3 separate regions of the Homo sapiens genome follow, and regions 1 and 2 are each linked to region 3. Evidence: read pairs that join two places in POLR2A ChIA-PET (ENCODE). Cell type or tissue: MCF 10A. All regions are shown on one strand. Region 1 overlaps DNAAF9 (dynein axonemal assembly factor 9). Region 2 overlaps ATRN (attractin). Region 3 overlaps ATRN (attractin).

Region 1 (4,000 bases), 140 kb after region 3:
AAAAAAAAGTTGATCTTATAGAAGTAGAGAGTAGAATGGTGGTAATTAGGATGTAGCGGGGATGGGGAGATGTTGATTGAAGGATATATAATTTTAGTTGGATAGGGGAATTAGTTTAAGAGATCTGTTATACAACATGGTAACTATAGTTAATGATTATATATTCTTGAAAAATGCAAACAGAGTGGATATTAAGTGTACTCATCAAAAAAAAACTATGTGAGGTGATGCATTTGTTAATTAGCTAGATTTAACTTTTCCGCAATGTATATATACTTCAAAACATCAGGTACACAAATACATATATATATCTGTCAATTTAAAATAAAAATATGCATGTCCTGGCATAGCATCATGAAATTTTCTAGCACCATGAAGACAATATCTGTAAGTCACATAGATAGGATCAGGAATGCTAGGATTCTAGCAGGATTGTAAGCTAGAAAGTAGTGGAGCAAAGAGTGCCTTTTGAAGGAAAATAGATTCCCACCCAGAATTCTGCACCCAGCCAAACTCTCAGGCAGGTGTAAGAAAGGATGAAGATATTTCACACATGTAAGTTCTCAAAATTTGACCTCACATGCCCGTTTTATGAAGAAGCTACTGGAGGATGTGCTCTAGCAAAACAGTCTGATTAAGGATTTCCCGTGCTGGCGTCCCTTCTACCATCTTCTATAGAAAGATTCTACAGATCTTTCTGTATCAAAAGGGGGCGGGGGAGCCCTCCCCACGGTCACCCCCTCCCCATACCGAGGTAGCTTGGGTGACATAGGTAGGATTTCTTTATTGTCAAGAGGGTCATTGGGAAGGATCTTCTCTATCACCCCTGGAAAGTATCAGGGGGCTGGGACTATTTTTAATTGCCATTTCTCACATTGTTTCCCTTGCTGCTTAGATTGGTGTCTGGCACATAGGACTCGCTGAGTATGAACTGCTATTGTTAGCTATTATGAAACACTGCTTCAGTAATTATTTATTGAATGAAAGATAATAATTACAGGTGAAGCTGTGGGCTATGTTAAATTTCATGGGTATTCAGAGAATGAAGAGTCATAGTTGCGAGCTAGGTGGTAAGAAAGTGGTTCATCAGCCGGGTGCTGTGGCTTATGCCTGTAATCCCGGCACTTTGGGAGACCGAGGTGGGTGGATCACCTGAGGTCAGGAGTTCAAGACCAGCCTGGCCTTGGAAAAACCCCATCTCTACTAAAAATAACAAAAATTAGGCCTAGTGACGGGTGCCTGTAATCCCAGCTACTGGAGAGGCTGAGGCAGGAGAATTGCTTGAACCCAAGAGGCAGAGGTTACAGTGAGCTGAGATCGCGCCACTGCACTCCAGCCTGGGCAACAGAGTAAGACTCTGTCTCAAAAATAAAAAAAAAAGAAAGTGATTCATGATAGTGATACTCTAGAGAAAGCACTTTAATTAAAGCCTCACAGAGGTTAGTTATCTCTTCAGGTGTTTCTTAGCTAGTTGCCATTACCCCTCATTCTCTTGGAGGGTTTACAGATCTACGGAAGTAATAACTACGGTACAGATGGTCCCAGCCTTAAGAAAATTCAAAATGCAAAGCAAGCCAATGCCCTGGAATACCTGAAAATGTGAAGCTTCAGCCTCCAGTTTACTTGGATGCTGGCCAGGAAGGCTTGGTGTGGTGCCTGTAGAAGTAAAAAGGGTATGCTTACTTAGACTTGTATGGCTTTATTTCTGGTCCAGGGATAGAGGCCTATATATAACTTCCTTTTCACTTGTATCTGGGATGACAGTATACTGAGGACTCTTATTTAGTGAGTGTTGTGGCATTAATAGTACACAATATCTTAACAATGTTTCACAGCTTGTGGGGTCTTCTCTGAGGTTCTGACCTTTGGAGAGGGGAGTGAATGAGACACAAATGCCCTTTAAGTAACACAGCTTAAATTATTGTTTTTGCCCTAAAATTTTTAAAAAAGAAAGAAAAGCAAAGCAGGGTTTGCAACTTGGATATTTAAAATTGTTATCTGTGATTTTTAGCTCTGGTTTGAAGAAAAGGCAGCTCATTTGGCATTCTTTTTGTTTTTAACTTTTAATTTTGAAATAATTTTAAATTTATAGATGAATTTCTAAAGTGGTGCAGAGTGTTCCTATATACTCTTCACGCAGCTTCCCCTAATATTAAGATCTTACATATAACCCTGGTGCATTTATCAAAACTAAGAGATTAATATTGGTATAATAGATTTGTTTACTTAGTAAACTTTTGTTTACTTGGAGTTTACTACTCCAGCTTTTATTTGAATTTTCTCGGTTTCTCCACACATTCTTTTTCTGTTCCAGGATCCAACTCAGGATTTCACATTGCATTTAGATTTAGCATGTTTTTAATGGTCAAATAAGTGAAGGAAAGGAATTGTGAATGCTTTGTGATTGAAGACTTGTGAAACTGACTTTACAAAGAACAGATTCTGTAAGGAAATATTCAGAGAATGCCAGAGAGAAGGAAGAAAATGGAAAATAAAGTGTTGTATACACTGGAATATAGTGAACAAACTTCAGATAACATTTTCCATTTGTGGTGGGTAACAGTTTCTGAAGTTCTGGAATTTAGTTTGTAGAGTGTCTTATGCATACCAATTCATGAAATAGGTGTAGACATGAATTGCCATCGGACATGAGTTTTAACCATTTTAGATAAGGTGGCCTATCAGGAACTAAGTTTGGCAGCTGGCGAGATGCTTAACAGTAATGACTTAACTTGAAGAAGATGTCTGTTGGAGGAAGGCAGGCCGGTCCTGTTAGAGTCATCAGGGAACCAGGCCTCTTCTGTGTTTGTGTTCTGCTGTCTTTTAGCAGGTGGTTTCTATATTCACCATAGCTCCATGATCACAGAATGGCTGTAGGAACTCCAGCCATCATGTCTGTCAGACAAGAAAGGGAAACAGAAGGGGTTTCCTTGTTGAGTCAGTTCTCTTTAGAGAGCTGTCTTGGAAGCTTCTGCTTGATGACTTCTGTGTATGTCTCATTGATCAACTCTGGAGGCAAAGGACCTGGACCTATTGCTGCCACAAATAAAGTTGTGGTACTCTACTAAGAAAGAAAAGGAGGCCGGGCGCAGTGGCTCATGCCTGTAATCCCAGCACTTTGGGAGGCCGAGGCGGGCGGATCGCAAGGTCAGTGGTTCAAGACCAGCCTGGCGAGCATGATGAAACCCTGTCTCTACTAAAAATACAGAAATTAGCCAGGCATGGTGGCAGGTGCCTGTAACTCCAGCTACTCCGGAGGCTGAGGCAGGAGAATTGCTTGAACCTTGGTTGCAGTGAGCCGAGATCGCACCATTGTACTCCAGCCTGGGTGACAGAGTGAGACTCCATCTCAAAAAAATAAAATAAAAAATAAATAAGAAAAAGAGAATGGATATGGATTAGTCAACTGTTTATTTTTACCAGGGAGGTAGCTGTGTGGAATGAAGTTTACATTGCTTAGGATTACTAATGGCTCTGGTGAGCTACATGAAAGTACTGGGAGAAAATTTAAATCATTGAATAATTCAGTGATGCCAGCACATTCTTCAGGCATATCAAGGCATATCATATGTGTGTGTTTGTCCCTTCAGTTTGAGTCACCTTATGGTCATTGGTCAGCCATGTATTAGCTATGACAGCAGGAACATTGGCTAGCTTTTTTCCATTGCAGGTTATTCCTCCAGCAAAGACATCAGTGGGAAGTGTCATTTATTGCCTTACTGCACATCCTGGCTTTTTGCCTTTTCTCCCCATGTCTAGTTTTGCAAAGGGAGGTAAATGATTGCTGCTTTAATGCAGGGCCAGGTTTCTTAAACCCATAGCAGTCCTGCAATGAGCTCTTTTTAATCAGCACCGAAAGTCTAGATTAATGCCAATATAGCTTTTATTACTTCTGCTGTTGATTCCCAAACCCCACCAACATTTTATTGTGAAACATTTCACAAGTACAGAAAAGTTTCAAGAATTGTTCAGTGAACATTTGTATATACCATACCTAGAT
Region 2 (4,000 bases), 50 kb after region 3:
AGGATACACAGGAATTGAACTCAGCTCTGCACCAAGCGGACCTAATAGACATCTACAGAACTCTCTACCCCAAATCAACAGAATATACATTTTTTTCCAGCACCACACCACACCTATTCCAAAATTGACCACATACTTGGAAGTAAAGCTCTCCTCAGCAAATGTAAAAGAACAGAAATTATAACAAACTATCTCTCAGACCACAGTGCAATCAAACTAGAACTCCAGGATTAAGACTCTCACTCAAAACTGCTCAACTACATGGAAACTGAACAACCTGCTCCTGAATGACTACTGGGTACATAACGAAATGAAGGCAGAAATAAAGATGTTCTTTGAAACCAACGAGAACAAAGACACAACATACCAGAATCTCTGGGACACATTCAAAGCAGTGTGTAGAGGGAAATTTATAGCACTAAATGCCCACAAGAGAAAGCAGGAAAGATCCAAAATTGACACCCTAACATCACAATTAAAAGAACTAGAAAAGCAAGAGCAAACACATTCAAAAGCTAGCAGAAGGCAAGAAATAACTAAAATCAGAGCAGAACTGAAGGAAATAGAGACACAAAAAACCCTTCAAAAAATTAATGAATCCAGGAGCTGGTTTTTTGAAAGGATGCACTTGATTTTTAGAGATTGCCTTTTTCTCTCATTTTAATTTATTTTTATTTTATAATATGGTAAAGCATTGGCATGGTTCTAAATGTAATCCACAAAATAAAGTACATTCAGAAGTCTAGCCTCCATCCCTGTTTTATCCACCCCATTCTCTCTCTCTCCTTAATCATTTTTATTAGTTTTTGGTTTATCATTCCATTGGTGTGTTTATATATATGCACAAAAATATATATTTATAGATTTATAGATCCCCTTTCTTTAAAAAATGACAGTGTACAATACCACTGTTCTGCTACAGTGGGTTTTGTTTTTTTTTTCATTTAACAATATATTCTCCCCCACAGTAGTACATAGCTATTCCTCCTTCCCTTTTATAGCTACATAGTACTCTGCTCTGTGAACAAGTCATATTTTATTTAACCAGCCCTCTAATGATACAAGCCCAGACTGAACTGCTATTGAATTTTGTTTTATAGTTTAAATTCACATGAAAATTCAAATGGTTTCACTGTGATGACCAAATCGCTAACCTGCTGGTATTCTGGCCTTTGCTTTAACAGCTTTAAACAAAAAGGTTAACTAAATAAGCAAGACACAAAATATGCTAACAAAGCCCCTACCCAAACCCCTGATACAGGGTTCTCAGATTAACATCAAAATATCCACAAAGCTTTAAAAAATACAGATGATGTGGCCCTAACACAAACCCCTCTTGAGTGGAATCCAGCACTGCATTGGTGTCCTTAAAAGCTCCACAAATGATTCTAATACACCAAACCAATAACAAACTTTCCATATATGATCTTGTAATTTCTAAGTGTTAAAGTAAGTGACTTAAATTTTTGGCACCAATACTAAAAATATTTCTGCATTCCAAAGTTTCGTCTCTATCAGAAAATTTTGATCTAATTTCTTAAATTCGAAAGAAATACAAAGAAAAAGATTCATCATGAATATTGACTCATACTATGATCTAAAATGTAAAATATTAAGCATTTGTCCTAATTATTAAAAATAATAATAAAGCTACAACCATTATAAATGATATAACATTATAAATGAATTCTATATGTTTTAATATTTAGGACATTCTACTATACCCATCCACAAGGATAATTAAAACAACCATAATATGGCTCCCTCATATTTTTAAACAATAATAAATCATCAACCTTGAAAGACTCAATAAAAGCAATGGACAAGTCCTTTGCTCAAATCCTGGGCTGTCCCTGAAATTGTCCTGGCTAGATCAAGGTCTCCATGATACTCCTACAGGTAATTACATCTGCATCCGTGGCTTCATCTACCATCTCTATGTTGCTAACTGCCCAAGCTGTATTTCCAGCTCAAGGCTAGACCCATGTTTCAGACTTATATTCCCTATATCAAAAATTTAAGTCATTAAATCCCCTTCTTTTATGCTTTCTTTAAACAACTTTGTCATCTACCCTATCTTCCAAAAATTATTGACTCTTTCTTTACCTTCACCTCCATTCATTCAGCCTACAAACCAATCTCATCTTTTTCCCTCTTTGATCCCCTTGCTAAGGCCAATGCTCTAATTCAAATTCTCCTCCTCCTAGTCTAGTCTACTGCAACAGTCTCTTAACTGTGGCTCAGTCCAGCTCCCCCGTCTGGACAGTTCTTTGCAGAGCCACCTGTCATCTTCTTTATAATGTTACCAAGGGCAATCTGATCATGTCAAAACTTGCCTGGAAACCTCTGCATGCCTTAGCACAACATGCAAGGTCTGTGACAATCCAACCCCAACTTACCCCTACTGCTCCATCACTAGCCACTGCTCCCCAGACTGAGCAGACCATATTGTGGCAATATTGACTATGTATTTCTTCCTCAACTCACCTGCATTAAGTCTTCGTGGCTCAGCACAGCCTGACTTCTCTGTCTAGAATAACTTATTTTTTCCTAACCAACCTTTCAGATCTCACTTCAAATGTCCCTTGGAGCTCTGGGAACCTGTGCCCCAAGTTTTCAGTGCTGAGCTAATTAATGCCTTCTCCGTGGTAAACTTATCATGTGGTTTGATTATTACTGTTATAGAGAATAATCTCTGCCCACTACACTACCAAGACTTTCTCAAGAACATATCTCATTCACCTCTTTTTCGCCAGTGCCTAAAACATCATAGATATTCATGTAACATTTGTTGCCTAATAAATAACAGTATCAACTCTAACACAGTTTTGCAACAACAAAAATTTTCAAGCTCTTATTAAGAGCAAAGTTTACTATAAAGGAAGTCCAGAACAATCTCGTGTGTATCCATGACAGTATGGGAAAAGAAAAAAACATTTCAGAAGCTAAAGAACTGCAGGTGGACCTTTCTTTCAAAGACATCTGAACACTGACTCTATCCCCTCAGATGAATAGGTGCCGTGTGGATGCCTAGCTTGGTTCAAGAACAAAGAAAGTCCATTGGTTTACAGCAGCCATATACAGGTTGTTCATGTTTTTCTAAATAAAAACTCAGGCTAGCCAGACTGGCTCATGCCTGTAATCCCAGCACTTTGGGAGGCTGAGCTGGGAGGATCGCTTGAGGCCAGGAGCTTGAGACCAGCCTAGGCAACACTGTGAGACCCTATCTCTACAAAAAAATAAAAATAGGTTGGGCACAGTGACTCACACCTGTAATCCCAAACACTATGGGAGGCCGATGCAGATGGATCGCTTGAGGCTAGTAGTTCAAAACTAGCCTAGGCATCATCGTGAGACCCCATCTCTACCAAAAAAAAAAAAAAAATTTAGCCAGGTGTGGTATGGCACACACCTGCAGTCCTAGCTACTCAGGAGGCTGAGGTGGAAGGATTATCTGAGTTCAGGAAGTCAAGGCTGCAGTGAGCTATAGATCATGCCACTGCACTCCAGCCTGGTGGCAGAGTGAGAACCTGTCTCTAAAAAAATTTTTTTTAATTATACACACACACACACACACACACACACAAACAAACGTACCTACATATGTATATATATTATATATATTAAATTATATATAATATATAATCTATAATACATATATAATTATATATTTTATATAATTATAGATAATATACAATTATATTTTACATAATTATAGATAATTATATATTATCTATATAGTATATTATATTATATATACATAAATAAATAATATATACCCACATATATATGTATTTATATATATTAGTTATGTGTGTGTGTGTGTGTGTGTGCGTGCGCACGCGCGCGCGCGCCTCTCTCTCTCTCTCTCTCCCTTTCTATTTCTCTCTCTCTCTGGACAGTACAGCAGCAAAAACTGAGTTCCAGAACCAACAAAATTCAACCCTGATCTTATGGCAGAATTATCTCTTCCCATTCAACTACAGTCCACCCGAAATGA
Region 3 (4,000 bases):
GGCAGGCTAGTTTAACTTAATGTAAGAATTGAACTATGGCCAGGCGCAGTGGCTCACGGCTGTAATCTCAACACTTTGGGAGGCCGAGGTTGGCGAATCACGAGGTCAGGAGTTCAAGACCAGCCTGGCCAACATGGTGAAACCCCGTCTCTACTAAATATGCAAAAAATTAGCTGGGCGAAGTGGTGGGTGCCTGTAATCCCAGTTACTCAAGAGGCTGAGGCAGGAGAATTGCTTGAACCCAGGAGGTGGAGGTTGCAGTGATCCGAGATCATGCCACTGCACTCCAGCCCAGGTGACAGAGTGAGACTCCGTCTCAAAAAAAAAAAAAAAAAAAACAGTTGAACTATAACGCATCTCATAATAATATAATTGTACTGACAGTGCTTTGAAACAATGTAATTCAGAATTTAAAAGGGGGGATAAATGGACTATCAAGGTACTTTAATGAGTATAGATTTCTTCTACTATCGAGTACATGACAACTACTAATATTTGTGGAGCTGTACTTTGTAAAATTCCAACGTTTTTGTCCATTAGCAGAAAAGTCCCTCTCTTCTAGAAGTTCAACAGCATCAACACCTGGGTTTAAATTGTGGTCCCACCAGTTACTTTGACAATCTACTAACCTTTTCCTGCCAGTTTCCTCAATTATAAATAAGCAGAAAAACAGAGCCCAGACCTCACTGAATTTATGGAAGAATTTTAAATGAGAAAATCCATGTAAACTGCCTGACGCTATGCCTGGCTCTCAATCTATGTTAGCCATTATTGTTGTTAAAACATAGTAGATAGTCTCCTGAATGAAATCACAAATACTAGACTTAAGTATCTTACCTGTAAGTAATATTAAATCCAGTCAAATTATAAGCAGCATCACTAAAAAAATGCAGCAAGGCATAACCTGATGTGGCAACAACCTCAGGGACAGTCTCATTGCCATCTCTCTCAGGAACAATGAGGCCACTGAAATGAAAACACACTTCTTATAGAGGGAAGCACAAGCACAGACATGTCAAATTGTAGCAGACAGAAATTAAAAACAAATCCGTCCTTAAAATTTAAAAACCACATCCAGGAAGACAGGCAAATTCCTGTGATAAACACACAGTGCTACCCTATCAGTTCTGGATCCTTGAGGAACAGATCTGAATCTTTTGCTAGGCTTCCTTTATTCTGAGTTGTATTTCTAATGAGATTTGAAATCAATGGCCCTATTCTTTTTCTTATAAAACTTTTTATACTGCTTCTTTGAAAAAATAAACCTCCACAATCACATAAAGTAACAAATTTTATGAGTGATGAATACCACACATATATTGCTGAAAGACATGAGGTTTTTGTTGTTTTTTTTTTTTTTTTTGAGACAGAGTTTCGCTCTTGTTGCCCAGGCTGGAGTGCAGTGGTGCAATCTCAGTACAATCTCTGCGTCCCGGGGTTCAAGCGATTCTCCTGCATCAGCCTCCTGAGTAGCTGGGATTACAGGTGCCCACCACCATGCCCAGCTAATTTTTTATAGTTTTAGTAGAGACAGCATTTCATCATGTAGGCCAGGCTGGTCTTGAACTCCTGACCTCAGGTGATCCACCCACCTCGGCCTCCCAAAATGTAGGGACTACAGGCGTGAGCCATTGTGCCCAAGATATTTTATATAAAATATTTATATAAGAATACGAAGAAGCTAAACAAACACCCATAACTCCAACACTGTTAGTATTCTGATGCATTTTCTTAGCCTAATTGATGTTATTTACATTGTATATTCCATTTTACAAATAAAACTTAACGCATTTTCTATATCATTAAAAGCTCCCTAGGTTCTTCTTAAGACCTCACTCACAACCCAGCACATGACGGATTCTAAATGTTTGTTGTGTGACTGGTAAAAAAAAAAAAAAAAACCTTACTGAGTAAAAGGGTCTAAATGATGCCTTTAAGACTCTAGAGCCATAATACCAACTTGCTTTCCAGAAGAGATATGTGATTTGAAATCGTATCAATACAGAATGAAGGGTCCATCCCACTTCACTCTGCCAACAGCAAGGACTACTAGTTCTATTTTAATTTTGTTAATTTAATAAGTAAAAAGCAATTTTTAAATTGTGGTTCTGAGTTCTTTTTACTCCTGAGGTTAATTGTTTTTCTTATGTCTACCTGCTGTTGCATTTCTTCATATGTCCATGATTTTTGCCCCATTATTGATTCACCACCACCACCACCACCACCACCACATTTGGTAAAAGCCTATATCCTTGCCAGGCCCTACGCAATCTGTCCCAGACACACAACCTCATGCTCATTCACTCTGACCTAGCAATTCTATTTCTTTGTAGAAGAAATACTTGCTCATGTACACGATGACCAATATACAAGAATGCGAACCACAGCACTGTTCAGATGGCAACAGGTTGAAACCCATCTAAATGCTCATGCCCAGAAATCTGACTGCATGAGTCACTGCATATTACCTAGGTCTGCGGGACTAACAAGAAGCTCAACAGGCATTCTGATAAGGGCATGGGGGAGAAGCAAGCTGCAAAACAATGGACCGTACATGTGTACACTTACACATACCTATATAAATGCATACAAAAATGGCTGGAAGAATCCATAAGCAAGGAATGAAAATGAGGAGGGGAAGGGATTTTCGTTCCTTTTGTTTTGCTTTGTTTTGAGACAAGGTCTCACCCAAGGTCTAGCTAGACCCAAGGTCTAGCCCAAGCTAGAGTGCAGTGGCATGATCACAGCTCACTGCAGTCTTGACCTCCTGGGCTCAAGAAATCTTCCCACCTCAGCCTCCTGAGTGACTGGGACTACAGGCACACACCACCATGGCTGGTTAATTTTTAAGACTTTTTGTACAGATGAGGTCTCACCCTGTTGCCCAGGCTGGTCTTGAACTCCTGGGATCAAGTAATTCTCCTGCCTCGGCCTCACAAAGTGTTGGGGTTACAGGCCTGAGCCACTGTGCCTGGCCCTTCATTCATTTTTTTTTTTTTTCTTGAGACCGAGTCTTGTTCTGTCACCTAGGCTGGAGTGCAGTGGCACAATCTCGGCTCACCGCAACCTCCACCTCCCTGGTTTAAGCAATTCCCCTGCCTCAGCCTCCTCAGTAGCTAGGATTACAGGCGCACCCCACCATGCCCAGATGATTTTTTTTGTATTTTTAGTAGAGACGGGGTTTCACCATGTTGGCCAGACTGGTCTTGAACTCCTAACCTCAGGCAATCCGCCCACCTCGGCCTCCCAAAGTGCTGGGATTACAGGTGTGAGCCACCACGCCTCGCCCTTCAATTTTTAATATGAAGACAGAACTCTAGGAACTCTGAAACTCTGGTGCTCCAGGAGTTACAAAACAGTGATGCATTTTCTACTATGTATTCAACTAACAAATATTTACTAAGCACTTACTACATGTGAGTCACTGTTCTAGGTACCAGGAATACAACAGTGAATAAGACTATGTCCCTGCCTTCATGTAGTTCACATTAGAAAAACAACAGATAAGCCCAGATACTCCCCACACAGGTGTGTGTATACGTAATGCCAGGTAGAGACAAATGCTATGAAGGGAAAGAGAGCAGAGGGAAAGAACAGAAGGTGCTACTTTAGAAAGGGTGAAAGGAAGGCCTCTTAGAAGAGGTGACATTTGATTGGAGATGTAAATGAAGGGTTAACCATCATCAGGCTTTCACTGGTTATATACACCAGAATCCCTTGAAATGCAGAAGGAATAAGTACTGACAAGATCAGGGCCACCTGGAAACAGGTATGTCAAAAGCAATCTTCGGCCGGGTGCAGTGGCTCACACCTGTAATCCCAACACTTTGGGAGGCCAAGGTGGGAGGACTGCTTGAGCCCAGGAGTTCAAGACCAGCCCGGGCAACATGGTGAGACCCCGTCTCTACAAAAAAAAAAAAAAAAAATACAAAAATTAGCTGGGCATAGTGTTGCATTTTTGTGGTCCCAGCTACTGGGGAGGCTGAGGTGGGAGCATCTC

The links. Peaks named below come from ENCODE experiments on the same cell type or tissue, not always from the same donor. Only the 100,000 strongest peaks of a DNase experiment are listed, where the experiment ranks them.
Region 1: POLR2A ChIA-PET joins it to region 3 with 9 read pairs; 2 of 35 experiments call an interaction of 5 or more read pairs at or near these places.
Region 2: POLR2A ChIA-PET joins it to region 3 with 5 read pairs; 2 of 35 experiments call an interaction of 5 or more read pairs at or near these places.

Annotation. Positions count from the first base shown.
Region 1 is chr20:3,398,588-3,402,587 of GRCh38, reverse strand. The region is part of intron 1 of DNAAF9 (dynein axonemal assembly factor 9); the gene reads left to right. Among named protein-coding and RNA genes, the nearest start is that of DNAAF9, 7.1 kb to the left of the region's middle. In MCF 10A, no CTCF peak of the experiment used is centred here; no DNase peak of the experiment used is centred here.
Region 2 is chr20:3,492,709-3,496,708 of GRCh38, reverse strand. The region is part of intron 1 of ATRN (attractin); the gene reads right to left. Among named protein-coding and RNA genes, the nearest start is that of ATRN, 24 kb to the right of the region's middle. In MCF 10A, no CTCF peak of the experiment used is centred here; a DNase peak (open chromatin) is centred at 2,298.
Region 3 is chr20:3,542,728-3,546,727 of GRCh38, reverse strand. It overlaps ATRN (attractin), which reads right to left. Exons shown (of 29, transcript NM_139321.3): 4 at 838-966. Among named protein-coding and RNA genes, the nearest start is that of ATRN, 74 kb to the right of the region's middle. In MCF 10A, no CTCF peak of the experiment used is centred here; a DNase peak (open chromatin) is centred at 2,417.